2 separate regions of the Homo sapiens genome follow, and region 2 is linked to region 1. A link is a loop called in an ENCODE intact Hi-C map of the cell type or tissue named here. Cell type or tissue: PC-3. All regions are shown on one strand.

What was found. A loop is a pair of places that touch in the nucleus more often than their neighbours do. Peaks named below come from ENCODE experiments on the same cell type or tissue, not always from the same donor. Only the 100,000 strongest peaks of a DNase experiment are listed, where the experiment ranks them.
Region 2: it touches region 1 in a loop (12-fold over the local background); 8 of 110 quality-filtered maps call a loop at or near these places.

The regions. Positions count from the first base shown.
Region 1 is chr12:20,597,507-20,605,506 of GRCh38, reverse strand. All of the region lies in intron 2 of PDE3A (phosphodiesterase 3A), which reads right to left. Among named protein-coding and RNA genes, the nearest start is that of SLCO1C1, 94 kb to the left of the region's middle. In PC-3, a CTCF peak has its summit at 3,635 (motif pointing right); no DNase peak of the experiment used is centred here; H3K27ac peaks cover 2,324 bases.
Region 2 is chr12:20,481,864-20,489,863 of GRCh38, reverse strand. The region is part of intron 1 of PDE3A (phosphodiesterase 3A); the gene reads right to left. Among named protein-coding and RNA genes, the nearest start is that of PDE3A-AS1, 120 kb to the right of the region's middle. In PC-3, a CTCF peak has its summit at 3,428; no DNase peak of the experiment used is centred here.

The DNA.
Region 1 (8,000 bases):
AAATAAGAAAAAAGAAAAAGATTTTAAAATTACATCTTGGCATCTTTAAGCATTTTACATTTAAAAAAAGATTTTAAAATTATTATGTAGACTTAGAAAAGTCCTTATTGTATTAATTGCTAATCTTTCACAAGCTCTACCTTATAAATTGTTATTGAGTCACTGATGCTGTTTCCTTCTTATGGTAAATTGCCTAGTGTACACTGAGTAGATCACAAGGAATAGGCTATTTGGTGGAATTTCCATATACTTCTCCCAATAGGTAAGTTACGCATTTGCCTAGTGTCAGTTTCCTTTCTTCCCAAATCTCTTTAGGCCTGTTATATTTGTCACTGTAAATTACATAGACTAACAAAATATCTACAAAGAAATGACACCTGCAGAAAAATGGAATTGTTCCCTTGAAAACGAAGTCAGGTAGCTTTACACAGAGTTCATAAATAGATTTTATAAGGGTGAGAGCCTAAGAATGTATTTCCCTTGATTTAAGTAGGGGAGATACAACTATAAAGATTCAAAAAGAAAATCACAACACACCTAAAGGCTTTTCAACTCAGAATGCTTCCAAGTTCCTAAGTTGTTTCCACTATAAAGAAACGGAAACTGGCAAGCATGTACAATGAAATATGAAATATGGGTATGGTGTAAGTAAGAACGGCAACCTGAAACTCCAGTCACTTCAGTGGACACATACTTGAGAGAAACATTCTTGGCTCTTCATCAAAGATGTGCAAAAACCTGCATACTCTATGTATTAAGTTAAAATATATTACTAGAATTATAGAAAATTTATATCATATTTTTATGATTCTCTACTTTAAAAACTTTTTAAAATTCCCAGACCAGCTATTTGTCCTAATTATGTCTGTTAAGAGAGCTCCATAGTATTTTAAACTCAATATTTTCTTTCCCTTAAAATGAGACATAATGTAATTGCGGTGTTAAAGCTATTCATTAACATTCCTGGAACAAGAGCTAGAAAGCTAAGCCTGGTTTATGAATTAGCATTTGGGAAGCAAAAAGGTAGAAAAACATATTTTTGTCATATATATAATTTGTAAGGTTGTGTATGTGGGAAGTTGGAAAGCAGAGTTTTAAAACGTTGGGATATAAGAGAAAGTTTTTTTCATTCATCAATATCAAATATTTATTATATGAGGTAATACATGGGGTCTTTAAGGAGGCAAGAACCGAAGTTAGACTGCTTCTGTTCAAATTTCAGATCTGCTAAGATTTTTATTTTATTTAAAAAGTAAATTCATTTTATCTCCCTCCCCTCCCCTCTCCTCCCCTCCCCTCTTCTCTCCTCTCCTTTCCTTTTTTATTTTCTTCTTTCTTGAGATGGAGTCTCGCTCTATGGCCCAGGCTGGAGTGCAGTGGCACGATCTCAGCTCACTGCCACCTCCGCCTCCTGGTTTCAAGCAATTCTCCTGCCTCAGCCTCCCGAATAGCTAGGACCCCAGGCATGCGCCACCATGCCCAGCTAATTTTTGTATTTTTGGTAGAGACAGGGTTTCCCCATGTTGGCCAGGCTGGTCTCGAACTCCTGACTTTGTGATCCGCCTGCCTCAGCCTCCCAAAGTGCTGTGATTACAGGCGTGAGCCACCATGCCTGGCTCATTTTATTTCTTTAGCTCTTGTCTCCTCTCTAAAAAGGGATTAATAGTAATATCGACTGTATAGTGTAATTGATGATTAAATGAGATCATAAACATAAAGACTTGTGAGAGTGCGTGGTCCAAAATATATGTTTGATAAGTATTATACATCACCAACATTATCATTATTGTTGGTGAAACATTGTTGTTGAGAAAGATTGTGTGTGCAAAGAAATGTATGTTGTGCACGTGGGTGTTTGTCCCCTACATGAACTGGGCCAGTAGTTCCTTTATAAATGAAGATAGCACAGAGATATGATTTCTCTACCAAAATAAATAAATAAATTAAATAAATAAATAAAACAATAAAAACAAAAACCTATTTCCACTTCTTACTCTAGGTAAATGCAGTCAGATATATTGTACTCCCTACTGCAAAATACTCATAATAGTCCTGATTTTAATTTTAAGTTCTTAAAAAGTGATTGTACAGAAGTCCTGGTTTCAGTTAATATGGTTGATTGCATTGGAATGATTTATAACACAGGATGTGAAAAGAATTCTAAAAGCAGGCATCATAGCTCCATTGTTGGAAGTATTTTTTTCTTTCTATTTAGTCATCCTGGGAGGCACCCTGGGAGGCAAACACAGCATGGGAGGAATATTCTTAGGGTGGAAAGGGAGTTGGGATAAGAGACGAATAAACAGTGTAAGAGATGACACATAAAAAGGAAATAGTCACTGGGGCTTTTCTCATCCAACTTTGGTCCTCAATGCTGGGAAAAGATGTGTGATGAGTTTTTGGAAGCTGTCTCCTCCTACATCTCTGTAGCACTACGTGCCACTCCATCCCTCCAACTCTTTCTCTGGGAGGCTGTCCGTGATACTAGGAAATGGTATCTTGGTCTTTAATGTACTACATTAATTTAGAAGATGAGCTGGATTTGATACAATGATCTTTGGTGCATTACTGGTTCTGACCTCAGAGACAGCAAAATTGCATATGTGTTTATACTTTCATAGGACCCATTTATAATTTTAGACTTGAAGTTGGTTGGGAAATTTTTAAAAAATGAAATCATGTGAAAATTTTGCAGTAACTCATTGTAGGCTGAACCTTGGCTAAAGGCCATCCTAAGGAAGCAGATGTTTGCGTATTTTAATTTTCTGGCAGGGAATATGAGTTTACATTTGGATTTTTTCCTTAAGATAATATGTATGTACAGTAGGAGGAAAACCTATAGGGCCCTTCATCAAACTGCTTCCCAACATGTCTGTGGGCAGGTTCCATGTGAGATGTGAAACATAACAAACTTCATTAGTTACCAGAATTCTTAACATCCTTCTCTTTTGATGTTCAAAGAGCACTGCAAGTCACCAAATGAGATGGAATACATGGCCTCTGTCCTTATACAAGTCCCTGCAAGCTATCAGCAAACAAGTCAAAAATTGGTGAAAAATTCTGTCTTGTTTATATTTTCTAACTACTTTCCAGACACTAGCGAACTCACGTAACAACTCAAAGTTAACAATTTTACAATAGTGTTTTATTATTTAGGAAATGGAACATACTTATTCATCACTTACTCTAGTAAGAACCCGCATCTTTCAGAAGATAACCTTAGCTGTCTTTAAGTTGCACGCTGGTTTTCTCTCTTTCTCTTAATTAGAAAAGATGATGTAGCTGGCAAAGATATAATAAATTCAGGCAATGAGCTACTCATGTGACTGCTCACACAAATGTGGGAAGGCTTGGTTAAGTACAAATTACTTTGTAAATAAAAAACATTATTATTTCTGTTGTTGGAAGAAACAGGAAGCAAAGAGAACTTAACTGGATGTGAGCACTTCTCTGATATGAGAAAGAGTTTTAAAAAATGATAGGAATAACTAAGAATCTCTGAAATAAGTACGAACTCAGAAAGCTGATAAATGTGGGCTGGTCTTTGTCTGTTAAATATCAAGAATTGCTATTAAATTTGAACTTAAGGCTTCTGTTTGCTTAGGCTAAAAACTTCAGTGAACAACAGATGGCAGTATTCTGCCTTTTAAAAGAATTATCTGACCATCTCTTTTAAAACAAGTGCTACTGCCTCATTAACAGGCAGAATTTAGTTTTTTTTCACAGAAAACAAAAAAAAAAGCTAAAAAAGAATAACTTACATAAGTCTGCTGGTAGAAATAAAAAATTTAAAATGTGTCTTATCCCTCAGGATCATTGTTAAAGTGAAATTACAATTACATAATTAATGATTTGTCTAAGTTGCAAACATTTTAGTTGTTACGTTTCTCAATTTTTATAAGACATATTAGAAACGTGACTTCTTCCCATGCACAATTTGATTAACATTTTCCCACATGTAATTTTCTACTGTGATTAAAATATTAACACAAAACATCAAATGCCTTTGAACACACTGTTTTGTGGAACTTTACTGCCATTTGTTTTATCCATATCAACACTAGACTTTTTCCTGCCCCATATGCAATGGGTGTTTATCTAGGCTACTGACTTGCCTCTTCTACACTTAATCCAGGACATCTTCCCTGACTGCTTCAGGACCATACAAACATTTCCACGTTAATGCCTATTGGGATATTCCATTCATACTCTGAAAACAGCAGAAACGAAAGCAAGCCAAAAAACAAACAAACAAACAAACAAACAAACAAACAAAAAGCCTTGGAGCTATACCTTTTGAGAAACCTTGCATCTCTGACCAGATCTTACATATATACATAGATCCTCGTTGCAATAGCACCTGCCACAATTCTCGATTCAGCTTTTGGTATGTCTATATGTGATGGTCTGTCTTCCTCCTTCAGGCTCAAAGTTGTGCAAGGACAAGGGCAATGCTAGGTTTCATTCCCCCAGTGTGGTATCTGGTACTTTGTGGGCACTCAATAATATGAGAAATGATGACTGCATAAGTAACATACTCCAAACCTTCAAAGATAAGTAAATGCCCTCTCTCCAATTCTGTACCTTAAAAGACAAGTAAATTAAAGTGTTTGAGACAGTTCTTTGAAACAAATCACTGCTTTTCTGGAAGCCATCTTAAAACATTCAACCTCCTAGCACAATTGCATGTTCTAATCTCACACTTAAAGTATACTGAGAATTGTTACACTGAAATACTGGAGTCATGATTAAAAACTATTATTTAACAACCTGATTCTGGAATAAGCACTGTCCAGAAAACAGTGAAAATGCCAAGGAGAAGTAATAGTACTGACACAAAAAGCAATCCTACAAATTTTTCCACAATTGGGTACATACATGAAAAGAGTAAGCAAAGGATTAGGGTGTGTTTTCTGGAAAAGGAAAAGATCTTAACAGGCCTGGAGGTAAAGAATGGCCTTTTGAAGACAAAGCTCAGGTGAAGTACACAGTGCTTCAGTTTGAAAGGTTGACACTGGAGAGGTCTGAGGAAACAGATCATGGCAGGAATATGAGCCATATTCAAGAGCTTTGATTAACTAGTAAGGGCAATAAGAAAGTCCTGTAGAATACTGGCATCATCAGTATGTGTGGAGAGAGGAGTCAGGCTAGCTTTCAGGATGAAGGTTTGGGAAGATACGTAGCTAAGAGTCTTTCATAGAATGAGGAATCAAAAGAGAAGGAATCAGTTTGGACGAGGGTACTGAGGTATTTATTGGATGATTCCAGTGGCATATTAGGAGAGACTTCTGAACTGGAAATATACATTTGGGCATTGAAGACATATATATGGTCATTTCAACAGCATGTTGCCATGAAAGTGTGTGAAGAGAAAGGAGTATACTGAGGCTAGAGCCATAATCAATATCAACTTTTAAAAGCCAGGCAGAAGTGAAATCCACAAAAGGAAATAAGAAGGGACAAGTAAGAACTGGGAGTGTAGTGTCCATGGCACCAAGGAAATGTTAAGAAGCAAGGAGTGGTCAGCAGTGGATCAGTGTTTGAGAGATTAGTAAATCTTGAAAAATGTTTATGAGTTTAGTATTTGGAAGGTCACTGGCAACTCTACAGACTACAGTTTCAGTGAAACACTGAGGTAGCAAGCCACATTGCAATAAATTGAGCAATGAAAGGAAGATAGAAAAATGAAGATCATAGAGACAAGTCTCATGAAAACTGGCTGTAAAATGGAAGATAGATATATGTCAGTATCCAGAGGGAAAACAGGGTCTAAAGAGTTACTGAGCATGTGAACAGCATAAATGCTGAAGGGTAAACACAGTGGAATGATAAATAGATAAAAATCCAAGAGAAGGAAGTAAGGGGTACAGGAGTAACCTTTCACAATGGGAGATACCTTTTCCATGATAACAGTAAGAAAGAAGAATACAGATTTATAGGTGAGAAGTTAAACAAATTTTTATACGTTGACTTTTATTTACACTGTGAATTACACCGTGAATTGGGCACTGAGTCCCTTGCTGAAAACGTGATGTGGGCAATGTTGAGGTTAGAAGTACAAACGAGAATGAAAAGTTTTGAAAGAGGGATAAAAAAGAGCTGGCTAGATTCTCAAGCAATACAAAGGCCCGGTTGAGTACTTCCCAGTGTTACTCAGCATAAAATTTGACTTGAAAAGGCAACAAAGAGAAAACAGGAGAAGTATGACAGACAGGAAAGAAAGATTGGCCAACTGGACTGGAGATCCTGGTGAGGTGAAAGAACAGGTCTAGAGAGAGTAAGTGGGGGGCAGAGCAGAAAAGCTGGAAGAAGCATGAAGGCAGCACGTGGGGACTGCATAAGAAGGATGAATGGGTAAAGAAGTCCATTAGCAGACTAGACTCTCAGGCAGGGGAAGTTACTGCTTTTTATTAGCAGAAATGAAGGTTGAAAGGGAAGTATGAGGCTAGATTTCAGATGCCCAATAATGAAAGACAAAGATTTCTAATTCTATCAGTTGGTAACTGAATGACGAAAGATGGCTGACAAGGAAAATGATATAATCAAACAGTATGCAGTGCTTGAGGAAGATTAAGGTGTGGCATAGAAGAAGGCTGATTTGACCAAGGCTGCCACAACAATAAACATGGGAAACAAGGCCATTCACAGCATGAATGTCCCAGGAAGAAAAGAGTGAAAGTTACATTAAGGAGAATCATTTGCACTTGGAAATAGGTGAGATATGGCGACATAAGAAATGAAATAGATTTATTCCTATAATAGTCTTCTTTACTCTGTCTACAGTATTCTTTCAATTTCTTCTTTCAGAAATCTCTAAGTACCCCAGGCTTCACAAAATAATTTGTGAATAATTCACTTGTGAGTTAATAAAATCTATATTGTGTCTGACCAACTAAGAAAATGTTCCCCTTTGATAATCTCTATTGCCTTCCACAGTGTAAACATTTGAGGGGGCGGGTGATTTCAATAGCCCCCAATTTTTTAACACAACATTAAACACCTCATAAATGTATTTTAAAAGTCAGTAGGGCCTGGTGTGGTAGCTCACGCCTGTAATCCCAGTACTTTGGGAGACCAGGCAGATTACTTGAGGTCAGGTGTTCAAAACTAGCCTGGCAAACATGGTGAAACCCCATCTCTACTAAAAATACAAAAAATTAGCCGGGCGTGGTGGTGGGAGCCTGTAATCCCAGCTACTCAGGAGGCTGAGGCAGGAGAATTGCTTGGACCAAGGAGGCGGAGGTTGCAGTGAGCTGAGATCGCGCCATTGCACTCCAGCCTGGGAGACAGAGCAAGACTCCATCTCAAAATAATAATAATAATAATAATAATTAAAAAAAGAAATAAAAGTCAGTAAATTTCATTTGCTACAACTAATCAAGGATTCCATCAATCGAATAATAAAGTTTTCAAACTTAAAAATAGATCAAACTTCAAAACACTTGTAAAAATATTTTTGGAAAACAGAGTGTGTTTTCTCTAAAGAAACACTGTTAGAAGTGATTTTGAAGCTTATGAGCACAAAAAAAACATAAGTATGATAGAATTTTGTTTGTTTGTTTTCCACTGCAAATTTACCCTATTTCAATAATGTCACAAAGGGAATACAGAGGTACTGAAAAAATATCCATTTCTTCTTCATTCATTTGACAAATATTAACTGAAATCTATTGGGTACCTGGTACTATCTACACCTTAGGGCTACAGAGATGAATGAATCAGGGCTGCTACCTTTAGGTAGCTTGCAGTCTAGTGGAAGGCATTCAGGGAACTGAAAGGGGTTAGAGGATAAAGGAGAAAACCCTGTGGGTGTATCCAGTACCCCTGGTTATAAGAAGAGTGAAAGAAGTTGGTTGAAAGTGAAAACAGTTGTTTCTCAAAGTGCAGATCCTAAAACACCTGAATCTGTCCATGTGGTTCTTTTCCAAACTTTGAAAATGGTCACTCTGAACAGAGTCACCATTATCATTCATACCTCTCTTCAAAGTAGGATCAAAAAA
Region 2 (8,000 bases), 120 kb after region 1:
GAGCAAACATGTGGGAAAAATTCAGGTCATTCATTATTGGGGCATAAATGTTAACAATCAATGTCTCCCAGCCATAGCTGTTATCCTGACCTAAGACCCATCTGTCATCAACATCTAAATCAGTGAACATTATTTTCTGACTTAATTTTGCTGGAATAAAGCCATTTTGTCTGTAGGTGAGGCAAAAAAGGGGATTAACTATAAATTTTAAGTAAATGACATATCTTATGATCACATATATAAAACATCAGTTAGGCATTAATATATCTAAGCACAAATTATTTCCCCTCCTCTGTAGAGACTGATAGCCATGTACTGATTTTTCTTCCTTTCATATATAGAATATACATAGGACAAACCAAATAGTTATTTTATCTCATTTTCATGGCTACAATAGTTTACTGAGACCCAAAACAATGTTTTTTAAATCAAAATGGTAATAAGACTCTGGCATAAAGAAGGCTGTCATTTCTCATGCCCACCTCAAGACTTGCTTCTGCTGTCAGGGGCTGCCTGACAGGCTTACTGGCTATAACGCTCCAACTTTGTAAATCACAGCCAGACTCAGTCTTCACTAGGCATTTTCTGTATTCATCTCTAGAAACAACAAAATGAATGCATCCATTCTCTTGTCCATGCACGCAAATGAAAATAAAATACGAAGTCCTTAATGAAGGAAAGAAATGACTAAGAGAAAATAACTGCAAGTAAAAATCTATACTTAACTGTAAACTGAAGACATTTACATAGCCCAATTCAGATTCAGAGTGTGTTACTGATTTTGGAGTACGGTATTTGGAAATCTCTTTTATGATTCTCAAACAATTGATGTATTCCAGAAGAATTATTCGTTGATTGCTGAAGAATTATTAGTGAAAACTACTTACTAAAATATAAAATATCGCTTTGAACCTGGATACTTCTGGCATAATGATCCAGAATCATTAGGGGAACTGCTTCTTTTTCTCTTTTTTTTTTTTTTTTGGAGACAGGGACTCACTCTTGCCCAGACTGCAGTATAGTGGTGCAATTACAGCTCACGGCAGCCTCAACCTCCCAGGCTCAAGCAATCCCTCTATTCAGCCTCTCGAGTAGCTGGGACTACAGGTACACGTGGTGGCTTTGTACCTACAGTATACTCGAGAGGCTGAGGTAATTATTTGTTGTTATTGTTATTTTGTTTTTGTTGTTGTTGTTGTAAAGATGTCTCACTGTGTCACTCAGCCCGGGCTTGAACTCCTGGGTTCAAGGGATTCTTCCCCCTCGGCCTCCCATAGTGCTGGGATTACATACTGGTGTAAGCCATTGCACCAGCTGCGAATTGCATCTTGCTTTCCATACTGAAGAAGCTAATTCTTTTAAAAGCTTGTTCACTTAAAGAGAGATATTTGTCTCATGAAAACCAAAACAAAGTTAAATTTTTTAAATGTGAGTGAAGGTCGGCTTAATTTAACAAAGATCTGTAATTAGCAATTAAATGGAATCCTTAAAAATAAATATCAAGAATTCCTGTTCACCAACACTGAACAACACTGTCATATGCTTTTTTCAAATGGTGTGACTGGTATCATCCATTGAATCAAAGAAAACCCCAAACTCCACAATCAGGATAGGACTAATTTTGGAGGCATAAGGGGAGATTGGGTGGGGATGTTGGTAGAGTACGTGAAAAAGAGAGAGGTTGACTGGGAGGAAGAAGGTAAAAAGGATAATATAGTGCCCCTCTTGCCCCCCAAGAGTAAAGAGCTCAAGGAAAGGGTATTTTTGTTTTATTTGGTTTTAAGTGTTGTGCATTTCATAATGCTCCTGGGTAACGCTATAGATAGTATCAATGTCAATAGGAAGGAATATGCATTATGCTTTTATTTTTAATTATATTTGCTCTATGTGAAGAAACATAAAAACATAATTCCAACTGATGAGAATATATATCAATATGAGCTGTATTAAAAACTGTGTGAAAAACTTCAAAATGGGCAAAAAGAAAAAACATGACAAATTAGTAGGTTCCCTGACTAGCTCATGCATTTCTCTGGCTTTTATTGTCTTTGAGCCATTTTACAACTCTGAAAATAATAGAAACTGACAGCAATCTCATTTACTAACAGAAAAATAACAAAAATAGAAATGGATGTTGTATCCATTGGAATGCAATTGAATATTGCCTTGTAGAAACTGACCACTTTTTTTATTTATTTATTTTTTTTTCTTAAGCCTGAGTCTCTCTCTGTTGCCCAGGCTGGAGTGCAGTGGCGCAATCTTGGCTCGCTACAACTTCTGCCTCCTGGGTTCAAGCAATTCCCCCACCTCAGCCTCCCAAGTAGCTGGAATTAATTTTTTTTTTTTTTTTTTTTTTTTTTTTAGTAGAGACAGGGTTTCACCATGTTGACCAGGCTGGTCTCAAACTCTTGACCTCAAGTGATCTGCCTATCTCAGCCTCCCAAATTGCTGGGATTACAGGCATGAGCCACCGTGTCCAGCCTTATGCACCTTTTTGTAAATTCATTTAGCACTTCTTTTCTGACTTTAAATGTATGTGATACTTTAACTTCTCATTTGAATCAGTTGTAACATCTTACTGGTTCCCTCATTAATCAATCAGTTAAATGGAATTTTGGGCATACATTCATTCATATTTGTATAAGTCATAATTTATTTAAATTATTCTTTAGTTCTACACATAGGCATGTGAACACACACTCACAGACACTACGCCAGTCAAATTTAATATTATATTATGCTTGGATTTTAAGTACTTCTCTTCACATACTTCTCTTTATTTTTTAAAATTTGTTCAGTAAGCATTGATTATTTCAATAATTAGAAACAAAGTTTTAAAAAACTATGAAAAAAATTCAAGTAATGCTTTGAAAGTCTCTACACGTATCTCTAACTCTCAAACAAACATGTGATTTTAATATCTGTGATTAAGCCAAGCGTGGTGACTCATGCCTGTAATCCCAACACTTTGGGAGGCCAAGGCAGGCAGGTCACTTGAGGCCAGAAGCTGGAGACCAGCCTGGCCAACAGGGTGAAACCCCATCTCTACTAAAAATACAAAAACTAGCCAGATGTGGTGGCACATGCCTGTAATCCCAGCTACCTGGGAGGCTGACGCATGAGAATTGCTTGAACCTGGAAGGCGGGGGTTGCAGTGGATTGAGATTGCACCACTGCACTCCAGCACAGGTGACAGAGCAAGACTCTGTCTCAAAAAAACAAACAAATAAGCAAAAATCTTGGATTAGGTGAACCACATAGAAGCAGCCAGTTTCTAAATCACCACATCTATCATATTTTCCTTTTTAAAAACATGAGGAACATATACACTGGGAAGTAAGAATTGTTAATCTTAATGAATGTATCCCTCTGATATGGTTTGGCTGTGTCCCCACTCAAAATCTCATCTTGAATTGTAATCCCCATGATTCCGATGTGTCAAGGGAGACACCAAGTGGATGTAATTGAATCATGGGGATGGCTTCCCCATGCTATTCTCATGATAGTGAGTTCTCAAGAGATCTGATGGTTTTAAAGTGTTAGGCAGTTCCTCCTGTGTTCATTCTCCTTCCTGCCACCTTGCGAAGAAGGTGCATTGCTTCCCCTTCACCTTCCACCATGATTGTAAGTTTCCCGAGGCCTCCCCAGCCATGTAGAACTGTGAGCCAATTACAGCTCTTTCCTTTATAAATTACCCAGTCTCAGGCAGTTCTTTATAGCAGTGTGAAAACAGACTAATATATGCTCTATCAATATAAATGTCAAGGCAATATATTTTTAAAGGTCTATCAGCGATAGGCTAAAATAAGAATTTATAAATGTGCTCTAAAAGAACAACTATCCCTTGGATTTTATTAGGAGAAACACTAAAATATTAACAAAACCTCAAGCCGTGGCATCCAAATAGTAGTGAAGTAAGGTCCTTAGTCTTGTTGGTCAGGCCACAGACTCCTCAGTTGTTCCAAAGAACTCATCTGAATGATTGGATTTACAGTTTTGTTTTATTTTTTGCTAATCCAGAAAAACACAAATCTTTGTACTCCATAGCCTGCCATATTAAAAAAGAGCACAAATGCATTAAAGATAGTAATAATACTTAAAAGCAAAATTAAGTATATAAGTAAATACAAAAAGGTAAGTAAATGTCAGAAGGTTATAAGAACATTGATTTCATGTAAATGTAGATAGGTGAATCCTTAAAATGTGCTAGTTTTCATGTCAATATCAGCAGAGAGTTCATTATGAAATCTCAGTCCATTTTCTTACTAAATAACCCAGTATACTCGAATGAATAATCTTACTTTGTCTTATTCTAAGCCCTGAGAATATAAAGTACTCTGAAAATGTATTAACACTAATCAAAAAAGGACAAAACAAAGTTTCAGAATTCTTATGGGTTGAATTGTGTCCCCCCTAAAAAAAAACATATTTGCAGTTCTAATCCTCAGTGTGAATAAACATGACCTTATTTGAAAATAGGGTCATTGCTGATGATCAAGTTGGAGTCATTAGGCTAGGTTCCAATCCAATATGTCTGTGTCTTTATAAAAAAGAAATTTGGATTCAGAGACAGACATATAAAAAGAGGCATGGGAAGAATGCCATTACAAGCCAAGGAATGCTTGAGTCCCCAAAAGCTAGGAGAGAGGCACAGAATAGATTTTCCCTCGCAGCCCTCAGAAAGAACCAACTTGCTGACACCTTGATCTTCGACTTGCAGCCTCCAGAACTGTGGGACAATGCATTCCTATTGTTTAAGCAGCACAGTTTTTGGTACTTTGTGACAACAGCCCCAGGAAACTAATACAAAAATTGACATTTCATTGTCTAATTTCACATGCTACTTTTGATCTCAATAAAATATGCTGAAAGTTTGCTATTCTCTAAACATATTAAGAATGAATGACCAAGGTATTTTCTCAAGACTCATTTCTTTCCTCCAAATTCACCACCCATCAACACACAAACCACACCAAGAAAAGGAACAAAAATAAATAAATAAATCTTTGAAGATGATATAGTAATTTTTTAAACACGAATTACAACTGGCCTTTCTAGTCATCCGTACGTCAATGACCATTATTAGTTATGTTCCCTTAACATCAGTGATTTCACCCTTTACAGCCATACTTTCAAATTCTGAGGCCATTTCAAAGTGTATGTTTTATCCTACGTATAAAAATTAAATGAGCTAACGTAATAAAGAACAAAAGGTAAAAGACAAAGCAGAAAGTTTAAACAAAATTCAAGTCAAAAATTGCTGAAATGTTGATTAAACCTAATGGAGCTCATTAGCCATTAATAGATACCAGTGTTAAAGTGAAAAAGAATAAGCACATTGTGTTCTACAGAGAAACCCCTTTCCTTCAGAAATCACAGATACGCCAAAAATCACATTTTCCCTTACCCAATATGATGAGAAATTGTACAAGAGAGATACGTTGATTTGGGGGAACACTGATTATACTTAACTCTGTTTTTATTACAAATGGGTTTTATTTAATAAGCAACAGTTAAAATATTAAAGAAAAACCTTATATAAAAATTAAAACAGACTATTACTGAATTATATACATACCACTAAGCATAGCATACTTTTAAGAGATAAAAATCCCAAGGAAATTATAGTAACTACTTTGTTTAACTCAGAGGGACTAGTTTGAGGAGGGGAGATACAAATTTGTATGTATTGCAGAATTCTGTCTGCATGACCTACTATATAAAGAAATTAAGTACTTAGGTAACAGCTAAAAATATTCCAATATATACACAAGGAGATTTTTGAAAATACTCCAGAAAGAAGGCAAAATTTAAAGAAAAAACAAAAACAAAAAACTGTTCACTAAGCTATGAGTCAGTTGGATATGGGAGGAGTAAAGGAACCAGCAGGCTAGGAGGTTCCAGGCAGCCTGCTCACACATCCAGAGCCCTATAGACAAGTCTTACATGAGGAAAGTTAAAAGCATTATACATTTTTAAAATCACATTTTAAATGTCTATACATCTGCGCTCATAATTTTATCTGGAAGATAAAAGGCTATGAGAAGTAAAACATGTTGAGATTGGAACAAATATTAGATAATCCATCATTAATATTTATCTTTCCCTCCAAATTTTTCTTTGAGTTCAAAAAAGATTGAATTTTAATCTATACAGGAAGATGATTTCTCCATAACAATTAAACTAGAAAGTAGATTTCTAAACATTACAGTAAAAACAGAGTAATATAAGGAAATAGGAAAGGAACATCATGTGCTTTACATTTTAATAAAATACGTCAAAGATAAAAGTATCTCTCTATATTAAAAAGTCAAAGTTCTAATTCAAGTAACACATACTTGATACTGGGTTATTCTCAAAGCAGATACCATTTTACATGAATGAGCGTGATTTTTTTCTTCTCATTTGCAAGTCATTTGCCAGAATTTGTTACAGCTTACAATCTTTTAGAAGTTTGTTTGTTTTTTGTTTTTGTTGAGATGGAGTGTCGCTATGTCAACAGGCTGGAGTGCAGTGGTGCGATCTCGGCTCACTGCAACCTCCGCCTCCGGGGTTCAAACAATTCTCCTGGCTCAGCCTCCCCGGTAGCTGGAACTACAGGCGCCCACCACCACGCCCAGCTAATTTTTGTATTTTTAGTAGAGACGGGGCTTCAACATTTTGGCCAGGATGGTCCCGATATCCTGACCTCGCGATCCGCCCACCTCGGCCTCCCAAAGTGCTGGGATTACAGGAGTGAGCTACCGCGTAAGGCCTCTTTTAGAAGTTTTGAGATGAAGACTGATATGTAGGCATCAAATCTCCTTAGTAATGTTGTCTGAAAAAAGGATGTCTAGGAAAAGCAGTGCTATAAAGAGAGGAAATACAACTTTTATGTTTTAAAAAAATCAAGCAGAAACTTTTATTTGCCTAATTCCTACGTCATATCGTACTTTGCACTTTCTAGGAAAAAAATCTTTCCACAGAAACATGAAACATTGCTTTTGAAAGACTAGAAGCAACCAACTAAAAATTAAGCAATTGTTGCAAATTAAATCTGTAGTACAGCTGCATCCATTTAAAAAGAGCAGCTGCTGAAGAAATAAAAGTACATTCTCTGCATCAAACTACAAAACATTCAAAAACATAGTGACATTTGATTAAATGGATATTTATTAGAGACAGTTCCATATGGCTTTTACATAGATTCTTTCACATAAACACCAGCTTCTCTTTTTATGTTAGAAGTTGAGAAGTGCTTATCTCTAAAACAGTCAGACATACTTAGTTCCAATTTTGTCCATTGAGAAAAAAACTTTTATTTTAATGTGTATTATAGCTCAGCCAGCTTGATTATGTATAGCTGGGCTTCAATGTTTTGCACTGTTCAACTTTGTGTGCCAGAATCTGCTTCTCTTCATCTGAAACTCTTCTTATTCCTCAACTTGAACATGATTTTTTTCTTTCCCTACATGTGCCCAAGTAAAACACTGAAGTAAAGCTCATTCAAGAGAAAAGCACACTTATAGAAATGAGGGAATTTCTCTATGCCATGGCCTTCTGGTAAGTTATTCTGGAACAAAAATATTTGTGTTCCTATATGGCTTAGAAACATTCTTCTACATCAGGTTTTTTTTTTTTACAGAAAAAAAAATACATGTGTGCAATGAATACTTTTAGTCACTAAAATACTTTTCATTTCTTAGTTAAATGATCAATTATGTAATCACACGAGTCAAAACAACAGGGAGAAATAATCTTGTGCTTTCTGTACTTGTTAGAGAAAATTACTTGGGGACCTTGTTAAAAATATCTATTTCTCGCTGAGCGTGGTGGCTCACGCCTGTAATCCTAGCACTTTGGGAGGCCGAGGCAGGTGGATCACGAGGTCAGGAGATCGAGACCATCCTGGCTAACACGGTGAAATCCCGTCTCTACAAAAAATACAAAAAATTAGCTGGGCGTGGTGGCGGGCGCCTGTAGTCCCAGCTACTCGGGAGGCTGAGGCAGGAAAGCGGCGT